Linked DNA regions of Homo sapiens: region 2 is linked to region 1. A link is a loop called in an ENCODE intact Hi-C map of the cell type or tissue named here. Cell type or tissue: CD4-positive, alpha-beta T cell. All regions are shown on one strand. Links, peaks and the distances in the headings refer to the core of each region. The heading gives the core; the rest is flanking DNA. Region 1 overlaps MRPL45 (mitochondrial ribosomal protein L45). Region 2 has its middle 41 kb from the start of MRPL45.

Evidence for each region. Hi-C counts contacts between places; a loop is a spot of excess contacts. Peaks named below come from ENCODE experiments on the same cell type or tissue, not always from the same donor. Only the 100,000 strongest peaks of a DNase experiment are listed, where the experiment ranks them.
Region 2: it touches region 1 in a loop (9-fold over the local background); 2 of 110 quality-filtered maps call a loop at or near these places.

What each region holds. Positions count from the first base shown.
Region 1 is chr17:38,302,557-38,308,627 of GRCh38, reverse strand. It overlaps MRPL45 (mitochondrial ribosomal protein L45), which reads right to left. Exons shown (of 8, transcript NM_032351.6): 4 at 1,997-2,095. Among named protein-coding and RNA genes, the nearest start is that of MRPL45, 8.4 kb to the right of the region's middle. In CD4-positive, alpha-beta T cell, for the core only: no CTCF peak of the experiment used is centred there; no DNase peak of the experiment used is centred there.
Region 2 is chr17:38,252,694-38,260,247 of GRCh38, reverse strand. It overlaps the pseudogene NPEPPSP1. Among named protein-coding and RNA genes, the nearest start is that of MRPL45, 41 kb to the left of the region's middle. RefSeq lists an enhancer at 2,678-3,211. In CD4-positive, alpha-beta T cell, for the core only: no CTCF peak of the experiment used is centred there; DNase peaks (open chromatin) are centred at 2,897 and 3,843; H3K4me3 peaks cover 1,396 bases.

The sequences.
Region 1 (6,071 bases), core at 2,072-6,071:
CTCTATTAAAAATACAGAAAATAGTCAGGTGTGGTGGTGCGTGCCTGTAATCCCAGTTACTTGGGAGGTTAAGGCAGGAGAATTGCTTGAATCTGGGAGGCAGAGGTTGCAGTGAGCCAAGATCACGTCACTGCACTCCAGCCTGGGCAACAGAGCAAGAGTCTATCTCAAAACAAACAAACAAACAAAAAAAAAAACAATGTTTTGAGAAATAAAACAAGGCTGAGCATAGTGGCTCACATCTGTAATCCCAGCACTTTGGGAGGCTGAGGTAGGCAGATCACCTGAGGTCAGGAGTTTTAGACCACCTGGCCAACATGGTAAAAACCCATCTGTACTAAACATACAAAAATTAGCTGGGTGTGGTGGCATGCAGTTACTTGGGAGGCTAAGGCAGGAGAATTGCTTGAACCCAGGAGGCACAGGCTGCACCACTGCACTCCAGCCTGGATGACAGAGCTAGACTCCGTCTCAAAAAGGGGGAAAAAAAAAAATGACTGGCTTGCATAGCCTGGGCAACATGGTGAAATCCCATCCCTACAAAAAATATGAAAACTAGCAGGGTGTGGTGGTATACCCCTAGAGGTTCCAGCTACTCAGGGGGCTGAGATGGGAGGATCGCTTGAGCCCCGGAGCTGAGGCTGCAATGAGCTGTGATTGCACCACTGCCCTCCAGCCTGGGCAACAGAACAAGACCGTCTCAAAACAAAAAACAAAAACAAGAACAGCCTGGGCAACATCACGACATCCCATCTCTATTCAAAATAAATAAATTTTTTTTAAAGAAATAAAAGTAAAATTAAATAATTAATGGATTTTAGACTACAGGTTTTGGGTCCCACCTGAAGCCTAGCCACAGCAGCCACAGATCAAAGAATGCCAGCAACAGTCCACGGCTAGTACTTAAGATATTCCAGCCTCCTAATGTTGATTCTTCATCTTCCTAGGAGCCCTAACTTGGATGAATCAAGAAAAAGCTGGGTGGCCAGGTATGGTGGCTCATGCCTATAATTTCTTCACTTTGGGAGGCCAAGGCAGGAGGATTGCTTGAGCCCAGGAATTTGAGACCAGTCTAGGCAACACAGCAAAACCTTGTCTCTACAAAAAAAAGTTTATTTTAATTAGCTGGGTGTGGTGGCAGATGCTGGTGGTCCCAGCTCTACTTGACGGACTAAGTAGATTCCTTGAGAGAACCACTTGGGTCCAGGAGGTCAAGGCTGCAGTGAGCCACGATCATGCCACTGCATTCCAGACTGTGCAACAGTGAGACTCCATCTCAAAAAAAAAAAGGGGGCCGGGCGTGGTGGCTCATGCCTGTAATCCTAGCACTTTGGGAGGCCGAGGCGGGCAGGTTGCCTGAGGTCAGGAGTTCAGGACCAGTCTGGCCAACATGATGAAACCCCGTCTCTACTAAAAATACAAAAAAATTAGCTGGATGTGGTGGCGTGCACCTGTAATCCCAGCTACTTGGGAGGCTGAGGCAGGGGAGTTGCTTGAACCAGGGACGTGGAGGTTGCAGAGAGCCAAGATTGCGCCATTGCACTCCCAGCCTGGGCGACAGAGCGAGACTCCATCTCAAAATAAAAAATAAAAAAATAAAAGTGGAGGGAGAGCTGGAAATTTTCACAAGAAATATATTCAAAATAACCAAGGAAAGGGAAATGAAGATACGTAAGACAAACACACAAAAAAGATCAGAATGAATTCAGGGATCAGATAGGGTGAAAAAGGCAGCTATTCTGGCACAAGGTCCCAACACTTGCAGGTGGAACTGAGACAGACCAAATGGTAGAAATTCCCAGAAGCAGAGAGGGGAGTGAAAGACAGCGTCAGTCACTAATTACTTCCAATATAGGAAGTTCTCTCACTCTAGATCTCTTACCTGAAGGCAGAAAACAAATTTGTGCAAAACAAAAACAAACAAACAAAAAAACTGTGCCTAAAATAATAGCTAACTGCTGAGAACAGAATGGGTAAAGATAGGGAGTTCACTTACTTATTTAGACAAAGGTGAGCTTCAATAAAGATATCCTTAGCTTTTTCAGGGAAGTCCTTTATTTTAAAGTTGGCATCATAGTCTTTTATCCTCCGGATTCTGTAAAATTAAGCCTGAGTATTACTTCTAAAGGTCTTACAATTCCATAATTCACAGCCTACACTGACCTCCATTCATGTCCATCCACTTACTCAATAACTGTTTAGCTTTTTTTTTTTTTTCTTTTTTTGAGTCTCGCTCTGTCACCCAGGCTGGAGTGCAGTGGCATGATCTCGGCTCACTGCAAGCTCTGCCTCCCAGGTTCACGCCATTCTCCTGCCTCAGCCTCCTGAGTAGCTGGCACTACAGGCGCCCGCGACCACACGCGGCTAAATTTTTGTATTTTTAGTAGAGACGGGGTTTCACCGTGTTAGCCAGGATGGTCTCGATCTCCTGACCTCAGGATCCGCCCGCCTCGGCCTCCCAAAGTCCTGGGATTACAGGCGTGAGCTACCACGCCCGGCCAATAATTGATTTTTTAATGTGTCAAGTCCTGGAAATTCAACCTTCTCCCTCTTAAATTAAGCACTCTAAAGAAAGACTAAGACTTCTCATAGTGAAATTTCAGAATTCTAGAATCAAAGATAACATCTGATATGCACTAAAAACAGAAAAAACGGGTTTCTTACAAATGCTCAAGAGTCAAAATAGGCCAGGCGCGGTGGCTCACGTCTGTAATCCCAGCACTTTGGGAGGCCGAGGCAGGTAGATCACTTGAGGTCAGGAGTTTGAGACCAGCCTAGCCAACAGGGTGAAACCCCATCTATACTAAAAATCCAAAAATAAGCTGGGCATGGTGGTGCACACCAGTAATCCCAGCTACTCCGGAGGCTGAGGCACAAGAATCGCTTGAACCCAGGAGGCAGAGGTTGCAGTGAGCAGAGATCGCACCACCGCATTCCAGCCTGGGTCACAGAGCGAGACTCCATCTCAAAAAAAAAAAAGCTGGGCATGGTGGTGCTGTCTGTAATCCCAGCTACTTGGGAGGCTGAGGCAGGAGAATACTTGAACTTAGGAGGCAGAGGTAGTGATCGCGCCACTGCACTCCAGCCTGGGAAACAGAGCGAGACTCCATCTCAAAAAAAAGAGTCAGAATAACACTGGGCTTCTTTTTTTTTTTTTTTGAGACAGAGTCTCGCACTCCGTCGCACAGGCTGGAGTACAGTGGCGCAATCTCGGCTCACTGCAACCTCTGCCTCCTGGGTTCAAGCAATTCTCCTGCCTCAGCCTCCCAAGTAGCTGGGACTACAGGCACACATCACCCCGCCCGCCTAATTTTTGTATTTTTAGTAGAGATGGGGTTTCACCATGCTGACCAGGCTGGTCTCGAACTCCTGTCCTTGTGATCTGCCTGCCTCGGCCTCCCAAAGTGCTGGGATTACAGGCCTGAGCCATGGCACCTGGCAACACTGGGCTTCCTAACAGCAACATTAGAAGTTACAAAGACAGGCCGGGTGCAGTGGCTCACGCCTGTAATCCCAGCACTTTGGGAGGCCAAAGCAGGCAGATCATGAGGTCAGGAGCTCGAGATCATCCTGGCCAACATGGTGAAACCCCGTCTCCACTAAAATACAAAAAATTAGCCAAGCGTGATGGCACGTGCCTGTAGTTCCAGCTACTCGGGAGACTGAGGCAGAAGAATCACTTGAACCCAGGAGGCAGAGGTTGCAGTGAGCTGAGATCCTGCCACTGCACTCCAGCCTGGGTGACAGAGCGAGACTTCGTCTCAAAAAAAAAAAAAAGGAAGTTACGGCCGGGCGCAGTGACTCAGGTCTGTAATCCCAGCACTTTGGGAGGCCAAGGTGGGCTGATCACAAGGTCAGGAGTTCGAGACTGGCCTGGCCAATATGGTGAAACCCTGTCTTTACTAAAAATACAAAAATTAGCTGGGCGTGGTGGCAGGCGCCCGTAGTCCCAGCTACTCAGGAGACTGAGGCAGGAAAATTGTTTGAACCCAAGAGGCAGAGGTTGTAGTAAGTCAAGATCGCGCCACTGCAATCCAGCCTGGGCGAAAGAGTGAGACTCCGTCTCAAAAAAAAAATAAAATAAAAAGTAATTACAAAGACAACAGAGCAGTGCTTTTATTATTCATTCACTCATTCATTCATTCATTCACTGAGACAGGGTCTCACTCTGTCACCCAGGCTAGAGTACAGTGACGCCATCAGGGCTCACTGCAGCCTTGACCTCTGGGACTCATGCAATCCTCCCACTTCAGACTCCCAAGTAACTGGAACTGCAGGTGTGCACTACCACGCTTGGCTAATTTTCACTTTTTTTTAGTTTTTGTAGAGACAAGGTCTCACTGTGTTGCCCAGCTGGTATTCAACTCCTGCTCAAGTGATCCTCCTGCCTCAGCCTCCCAAAGTGTTGAGATTACAGGCATGACCCACCATGCCCAGACTTTGAGCAGTACTTTTAATTGAGGAAAAAATTATTTCTATCACAGAATTAAATACCTGGGCAAATTATAAATGAAGTGGGAGAATAAAATATTTCTTTTTAGACTTGCAAGATCTTATTTATCCACCATGCAGCCTTTCTCAGGCAGCTGCTAGAAAATGTGCTCCACCAAAGTAATGAAATAGACTATGAAAACATAAAGACATAGGATCCAAGCAACAGGGAATACAACGTAAGAGGGAGGCAATCAGCCTGACCAACATGGTGAAACCCCATTTCTACTAAAAATACAAAAATTAGCTGGGCGTGGTGGCGCACACCTGTAATCCCAGCTACTCAGGAGACTGAGGCAGGAGAATCGCTTGAACCCGGGAGGCGGAAGTTGCAGTGAGCTGAGATCGCACCACTGCACTCCAGCCTGGGCAACAGAGCAAGACTCAGTCTCAAAAAAAAAAGAAAAGAAGACGGAGGCAAGAGGAATCTTAGATCCTAAGACGTACAGTTGGCCTTAAGAGCAACTAGTCCAGATTAAAACAGGTAAGAAGACTCCAGGAGGGATTTCTTGAAAAAGATGAAATTAATAAAATATTTAATGTTGCAGGGCGTGGTGGCTCACACCTGTAATCCTAGCACTTTGGGAGGCTGAGGCAGGTAGATAATGAGGTCAGGAGTTCGAGACCAGCCTGGCCAATATGGTGAAACCCCGTCTGTACTAAAAATACAAAACAGCCAGGTGTGGTGGCACACACCTGTAGTCCCACCTACTGGGGAGGCTAACACAGAAGAATTGCTTGAACCCAGGAGGCAGAGGTTGCAGTGAGCCAAGATCATACCATTGCACTCCAGCCTGGGCAACAGAGTGAGACTCCCTCTCAAAAAAAAAAAAAAAAAAAAAAAAATTTAATGTTTTGAATGCACAGAGAGGAAATTACATAACCCATAGTTCCATAAGCAAATGAGCAAATTAAGACACTACACTTCAGGAAAAAAAAATATATTATGCAGGAAAGAAAAAGTGTTCATAATGTACTATATAACTCAGCTGTCAACAGCATTTTCCAAGTTATAACAATATAGAGAATTTGATTTAATCAAAGTATTAATTTAAGTGTGTTAAAGGAATTTATCCCAGGGATGTGAGGTTGGTTTAATATTTGAAAATCAATTAATAAGGCTGGGCACGGTGCCTCACGCCTGTAATGCCAGCACTTTGGGAGGTCAGGAAGGTGGATCACCTGAGGTCAGGAGTCCAGGCTGGCTAACATGGTGAAACCCTGTCTCTACTAAAAATACAAAAATCAGTGGGGCATGGTGGCGCACACCTGTAGTCTCAGCTACTCGGGAGGCTGAGGCAGGAGAATCACTTGAACCTGGGAGGCAGAGGCTGCAGTGGGCCGAGATGGAGCCACTGCACTCCAGCCTGGGTAACAGAGCAAGACTCCATCTCAAAAAAAAAGAAGAAAAGAAAAGAAAATCAATTAATATGTCATCATATCAACAGAATAAAGAACAAGTATCACATGATCATCTCAATAGACACAAAAAAGCATTTGACAAAATCTGACACCCCTTTATACTCTTTTAACCTCAAAGCCTTGCTTGTACTGTTCTGTTTCCCTAGAATGCTATTCCT
Region 2 (7,554 bases), core at 1,367-5,366, 48 kb after region 1:
AGGAGAATTGCTTGAACCCATGAGGTGGAGGTTGCAGTGAGCTTAGATCACGCCACTGCACTCCAGCCTGGGTGACAGAGGAGACTCCAGCTCAAAAAAAAAAATTATTATATGTTATTTAAATTATTATTTCTCTGACCAGTAAGTGGTCATAGAACTACATATATATAAGAAAAGGCCCCATCTCACACCTTAGTTTGAAAGGATTGCAGATTTTCAATCTGCCTTTCTGAAAAGTATGTAGGATTCAGAGGCTAAGAGGCCAGGCCCAGAGTCCAAAATTGTGCTGCCCAGTACAAGAGCCACTAACCACACGTGACTACTGATCACGTGAAATGTGGATAGTCAGAATTTAGATGTGCTATAAATGTAAAATACACGCTGGATTTCAAAGTTGGTGTGAAGAAAATAAGTAAAATATCTCATTAATTTTTTTTTTTTTTTGAGACGGAGTTTCGCTCTTTTTGCCCAGGCTGAAGTGCAGTGCTGTGATCTCAGCTCACTGCAACCGCCGCCTTCTGGGTTCAAGTGATTCTTCTGCCTCAGCCTCCAGAGTAGCTGGCTAGGATTACAGGCATGCGCCACCATGCCTGGCTAATTTTTGTATTTTTAGTAGAGACGGGATTTCACCATGTTGGTCAGGCTGGTCTTGAACTCCTGACCTCAGGTTATTCACCTGCCTTGGCCTCCCAAAGTGCTGGGATTACAGGCGTGAGCCACCGTGCCCGGCCTCATTAATATTTTTTATATTGATTACATGTTGAAATGATAATATTTTGGATATGTTGGGTTAAATAAGATGTGTTTTCATTTGTTTCCTTTTTACTTTTTTGTGATGTGGCTACTGTAAGATTTAATACTACCTAGTGGTTCACAGTATGTTTCTGCTGGACAGTACTGGTCCATTACAACATACTACATTCAGTTTTGGAAATTACAGGGTTCTATCTGAGAAATTTCTATAAAGAAATATGAAGATTATGGATAAATCTCCTTGCCTTTGACACTTTAAATAACATTTTTTAAATTGTTATTTCATTTTTATTTTTTTAGAGACAGGGCCTCACTCTGTCATCTGGAGTGCAGTGGCACCATTACAGCTCACTGCAGCCTCCATCCACCTCCTGGGCTCAAGTGATCCTCCCGTCTCAGCCTCCCGAGTAGCTGGGATCATAGGCACACGTCACCACACCTGGGCCCACTGTTTTTTTTTTTTTTGAGACAGAGTCTCGTTGTAGCCCAGGCTGGAGTGTAGTGGCGTGATCTTGGCTCGCTGCAACCTCCGCCTCCCGGGTTCAAGCGATTCTCCTGCCTCAGCCTCCCTAGTAGCTGGGACTACAGGCACATGACACTATGCCAGGCTAATTTTTGTATTTTTAGTAGAGATAGGGTTTCACCATATTGGCCAGGCTGGTCTCGAACTCCTGACCTCGTGATCCACCTGCCTCAGCCTCCCAAAGTGCTGGGATTACAGGTGTGAGCCACCGTACCTGGCCCTGGCCCCCCTTTTTAAAGATAATTTCAGTTACATTATATATATATATATATATATATATATATATATATATATGCATTTATATATATACCTCCTCAATTTGCAAGGTATCTACAGAACTGAGAGAGCCACAGATAGTTCACCATTAAAGAGGCCATGATTGCTGAAGGATCTTTTAGTTTAAAAAGAAACAAAGATGAAAATGGGGAAAAGGTGAAACATCCCATTTTATTTTATTATTTATTTATTTTTTTTTTTTTGAGACAGAGTCTCACTCTGTCGCCCAGGCTGGAGTGCAGTGGCGCAATCTCGGCTCACTGCAACCTCCACCTCCCGGGTTCAAGCGATTCTCCTACCTCAGCCTCCCGAATAGCTGGGACAACAGGCGCCCGCCACCAAGCCCGGCTATTTTTTTTTTTTGTATTTTTAGTAGAGACGGGGTTTCACCATATTGGCCAGGCTGGTGTTGAACTCCTAACCTTGTGATCCGCCCGCCTCGGCCTCCCAAAGTGCTGGGATTACAGGCGTGAGCCACCGCGACCGCCCGAAACATCCCATTTTAAACATTAAATCATGGAAACAAAAATATAGTTTTTGAAATCACTCCCTCAAAAGTCCAGATCTCATTGGTTGAAGTAACCTAGATTATTAAAGGTTTTTTTTTTTTTTTTTTTTTGAGACGGAGTCTTGCTCTGTCGCCCAGACTGGAGTGCAGTGGCGCGATTTCGGCTCACTGCAAGCTCCGCCTCCCGGGTTCACGCCATTCTCCTGCCTCAGCCTCCTGAGTAGCTGGGACTACAGGCGCCCGCCACCACGCCCGGCTAATTTTTTGTACTTTTAGTAGCGACGGGGTTTCACCATGTTAGCCAGGATGGTCTCGATCTCCTGACCTCGTGATCCGCCCGCCTCGGCCTCCCGAAGTGCTGGGATTACAGGCGTGAGACACCGCGCCCGGCTATTAAAGGTTTTATAACAAAACTTTCAAATCATCCTTTGAATTTGCTACTAACAGGAACTGAGGCCAGAGAGGCTCAAGTCAGGGCTTTTCGCTGACCTGGAGGCAGAATCCAGTTTGGGGTTTTGCTTGTAACTGGTATTTTATGCATGCGACCCTGGCTGAACTGACCAACTGCGTAGGCTTCAGTTTCCCGAGGGCCCCTTATGCCTTTCCTTCCTCTGATCAAGCCCTTCCCGGCTCCTTCCAGTTGGAAGGCCGCCCCCAGTCCTGAGCGGCGCCGACAGGTGCAGCGCCCGCCTCCCGCCCTGCGCTCGCGCGGGCAACCCTACGCCCTCCCGCCCCGCCGGCCGCGCCCTCGTCCTCGCCGCTCCGCCCTCTGCCCCGGCGTGCGCGCGCACTCCACGGGGGCGCGCCCGGCCGGCGGGGCCGCGCACGCAGCCGCCGCCACCACTTCCCCCTCTCCATCCCTCCTTGCTGGCCCTCCTCCCCTTCCCTCCCCTCCGCCCCCTTCCCCGTAGGCAGCTCGCCCGCCAGTCCGCCCGCACCGCCTCCTTCCCAACCCCTAGCGCTCCGGCTGGGTCTCTCCCCCGCCCCCCAGGCTCCCCCGGTCGCTCTCCTCCGGCGGTCGCCCGCGCTCGGTGGATGTGGCTGGCAGCTGCCGCCCCCTCCCTCGCTCGCCGCCTGCTCTTCCTCGGCCCTCCGCCTCCTCCCCTCCTCCTTCTCGTCTTCAGCCGCTCCTCTCGCCGCCGCCTCCACAGCCTGGGCCTCGCCGCGATGCCGGAGAAGAGGCCCTTCGAGCGGCTGCCTGCCGATGTCTCCCCCATCAACTGCAGCCTTTGCCTCAAGCCCGACTTGCTGGACTTCACCTTCGAGGGCAAGCTGGAGGCCGCCGCCCAGGTACAGCGACCCTCGGGCCCCGGGGCAAGCTGCGGGGCGAGCAGTTAGGCCGCGCCCGCGGGCTGGACTCAGGGCCCGGCCGGGAGGGCGGGCGGGCCTCGAGTCGGGGCTGGGCGGCCGCAGGGCGCCGGGTTCGGCGTGCTCTGCCTTTCTCTGTTGGGGCTGGGGCTGGGGCTGGGGCTGGGGCTGGGGCTGGGGCCGGGGCAGGGACCGTGGCCGGAGCTGAGGCTGGGGCTCGGGCTGAGGCCGCGCTGCGGGAGCTCTGGGGAGCCGGCGGCCCGGCCATTGCGCCCCTCCCCGGCGAGCACACCTGTGTGGGGCTTTCCCCCCCGCCCCGGACCCTTCTGGGCTTGATAGTGTTCCGGGGGAGGCTGGAGGGTGTTGGGGGAGGACGGAGAGGTCATGGGAGTCCCCGCTCTGCCTAACCACCTGACTCAGTTCTTTCTTTGGTTTCTCTCTACACCTCTCGGGTGATAGATTGGAGGGAGTGGTCATTTGGGACTCTGGCCGCCGCGTTGGAGCGAGGAGGGGAGCTTCTAGAAGGGCGGGAGAGGGTGAGAACGAGAATGTTAATCCTAGGCAGCCTCTCTGACTTCTCCCCGCCTGCTCCAGCCCAGGGGCTGGGTTTCCAAGATGATCCGCCCCCTCCCCCTTTCCCTCAAGTGACAGTGCAGCAGTGACTTTGTTCTCTCCTAACCTCTAGAGAAGCTGTGGGAGGACCCCATCTCCGCTTTTCCACCTATCTTCCTAGCTTTGCGGCCTTCGAAGCTGGTGGATTTATTGCTACCGTGATGGTTGCTTAGCAGTACCTTCCTCTCCCAAGAAGCTGGCTGGGCGCAGTGGCTCATGCCTGTAATCCCAGCACTTAGGGAGGCTGAGGCGGGCGCACTTGAGGTCAGGAGTTCGAGACCAGCCTGACCAACATGGTGAAACCCCCGTCTCTACTAAAAATACAAAAATTATCGGGGCGTGGTGGCGGGCCCCTGTAATCTCAGCTACTCGGGAGGCTAAGGCAGGAGAATCACTTGAACCCGGGGGGCAGAGGTTGCAGAGTCGAGATCGCGCCACTGCATTCCTGCATTCCAGCCTGGGCGACAGAGTGAGACTCCGTCTCAAAAAAAAAAAAAAAAAAAAGGAAAGAAAGAAGCTATTAGTTATAACATACCACCGGTGAAAATATTCCATTACTCTTCACTGCAGTTTTTGGTGAATCATACTCCCCTCCCTCCTCCCGCAGCATTATCTGAAGTATTGTTTGATTTTGGAGACCATCAGTATAGATGCCCGACAAACATCCTGCACAATAGGCATTTATGATACTATGTAACAGGAAGCCTGTAATAAAAATGGGAACTGTTTGATAGTTATCTGTAAATAGAATGTTAGTAAATATATTTTGTTTCATTTCTTTTCCTACTGCAGTCTGGGGTCGGGGGAAATCAGTAGGCTCCCACCTTAAAGAACATGGTGTATATAGTAATGAAATGAAGTGAAGACTTGTGCTCGAATGAATTGAATGTTGGTAGTTGTCTTTGAAAACCAAGAGGGTACGGTACTCAGATTAAAAATATGTCTAAAAGTACAGAATTTAAAAGTATAGTTATCTATACTTTATACTTATCTGTGATAGATAACTATAGCTGTCACATTTGGGGCATTGGTGTGAAAGCAAGAGGGCTCTAGGATTTGGCAGCATCAAAAGGCAGAACTTAGTGAAAATCAGGTGATTTAAAATTTTTCCATTAAGAATATGAATCAGAACGAATGCATCTTGGGTCTAAATTAGAATTTGAGAAGGTTATTTGGGAAACTGTGGCTTAAGCCAAGTGACTAGAGTGTTTGATATATATTGGCAAGGGGCAGATGGGAGGGATTGTAAACAGTAGTGTGTCTTGTGACTTGGCAAACCTTTGGGAAAGAGAACCTAGTGATGAATGAGTTCGCATTATGTGAAAAGACTAACATTAAAAAAAACATTTGTTTCTTTACCCCATTAGTTGCCAAAATGGATTCATAATTTTTGGAGGCAGACATATTTTGGGAAAAGTCTAGAAAAAAGTACAGATTTTTAAATAATTACTTATTAAAGAAGTGAGTTTGATTTAAGTATCGGGATAGAACAACAAGCAGTGACATGTTTCTCCTTACCTCTTTTCTACTTTAGTGGAAGACTGGTTTGTGCCATTGAGTGAGCATATGGTAATATACTAGATATTAGCAGGGACTTGTTAATTTGATGCAAGGAAATAAATAAAAAATAAATAAATTTTGTAAGTAGCATGAACTTTTCAAAACACTTTTTTTCCAGAAATTCTTTTCAGGCTAGATGGCAACACAAAGATGACGCAATAGTGAATTCCAACAGGTTTTATTAAAGGATGATTGGACTTTTAAATTGTACTAATTGACATGTTTGGAAGGGTAAAAAAATTAACATTGGTAAGAAGTAAAAAGCATATATTAATGTTTTTGAAATCCATGAATTAGAGCAATACGTTTAAATTGTGGCATTAGGTGGTATCTTGTGGGAATTTTAAAATATTCACAAAATTCTTTTTTTTTTTTTGAGATGGAGTCTCGCTCTGTCGCCCAGGCTGGAGTGCAGTGGCACGATCTCGCCTCACTGCAAGCTCTCTGCCTTCCGGGTTCACGCCATTCTCCTGCCTCAGCCTCCCAGGTAGCTGGGACTACAGGTGCCCGCCACTGCGCCCAGCTAATTTTTTGTATTTTTAGTAGAGATGGGGTTTTACTGTGGCCTCGACCTCCTGACCTCGTGATCTGCCCGCCTCGGCCTCCCAAAGAGCTGGGATTACGGGCGTGAGCCACTGTGCCTGGCGACAAAATTCTTTTTTTTTTTTTTTTTTTTAAATTTATTTTTTTACTGATAATTCTTGGGTGTTTCTCACAGAGGGGGATTTGGCAGGGTCATGGGACAATAGTGGAGGGAAGGTCAGCAGATAAACAAGTGAACAAAGGTCTCTGGTTTTCCTAGGCAGAGGACCCTGCGGCCTTCCGCAGTGTTTGTGTCCCTGATTACTTGAGATTAGGGATTGGTGATGACTCTTAACGAGCATGCTGCCTTCAAGCATCTGTTTAACAAAGCACATCTTGCACCGCCCTTAATCCATTTAACCCTGAGTGGACACAGCACATGTTTCAGAGAGCACAGGGTTGGGGGTAAGGTCACAGATCAACAGGATCCCAAGGCAGAGGAATTTTTCTTAGTGCAGAACAAAATGAAAAGTCTCCCATGTCTTCTACTTTCTACACAGACACAGCAACCATCCGATTTCTCAATCTTTTCCCCACCTTTCCCGCCTTTCTATTCCACAAAGCCGCCATTGTCATCCTGGCCCGTTCTCAATGAGCTGTTGGGCACACCTCCCAGACGGGGTGGTGGCCGGGCAGAGGGGCTCCTCACTTCCCAGTAGGGGTGGCCGGGCAGAGGCGCCCCTCACCTCCCGGACGGGGCGGCTGGCCGGGCAGGGGGACAAAATTCTTATCTGTAGAAACCTATATTTATGACTGATATTGGATCAGTTTCCTAACAGTTGGAATCACATAACACAAAATATGCAAGTTGCTTAGTTGCTTTAGTTACAAAATTTTACGATAAGCCCAGAGTATTTGTACAGGTTACATATTAGAAACTTAGTGGATTTATTTTATTTTTTATTTTTATTTTTTTGAGACGGAGTTTCGCTCTTTCTCCCAGGTTGGAGTGAAGTGGTGTGATCTCGACTCACTGCAGCCTCCACCCTGTCCCCCTGCCGGGTTCAAGTGAGTCTCCTTGCCTCAGCCTCCTGGGTAGCTGGGACTACAGGTGTGTGCCATCACGCCCAACTAATTTTTGTATTTTTAGTAGAGATGGGGTTTTGCCATGTTGGCCAGGCTGGTCTCGAACTCCTGACCTCAGGTGATCCCCTTCCCTTGGCCTCCCAAAGGGCTGGGATTATAGGCATGAGCCACCATGCCCGGCCAACTTAGTGGATTTTTAACCTGGCCTGGGGTGTGGACTGCTGCAGAAGGTGAAGAAATTAGTCCATGTTCAGTGATTTAAAAATTAGTTGTCTTGGCCGGGCACGGTGGCTCACACCTGTAATCCCAGCACTCTGGGAGGCCGAGGCGGGCGGATCACGAGGTCAGGAGATCGAGACCATCCTGGCTAACATGGTGAAACCCCATCTCTACTAAAATACAAAAA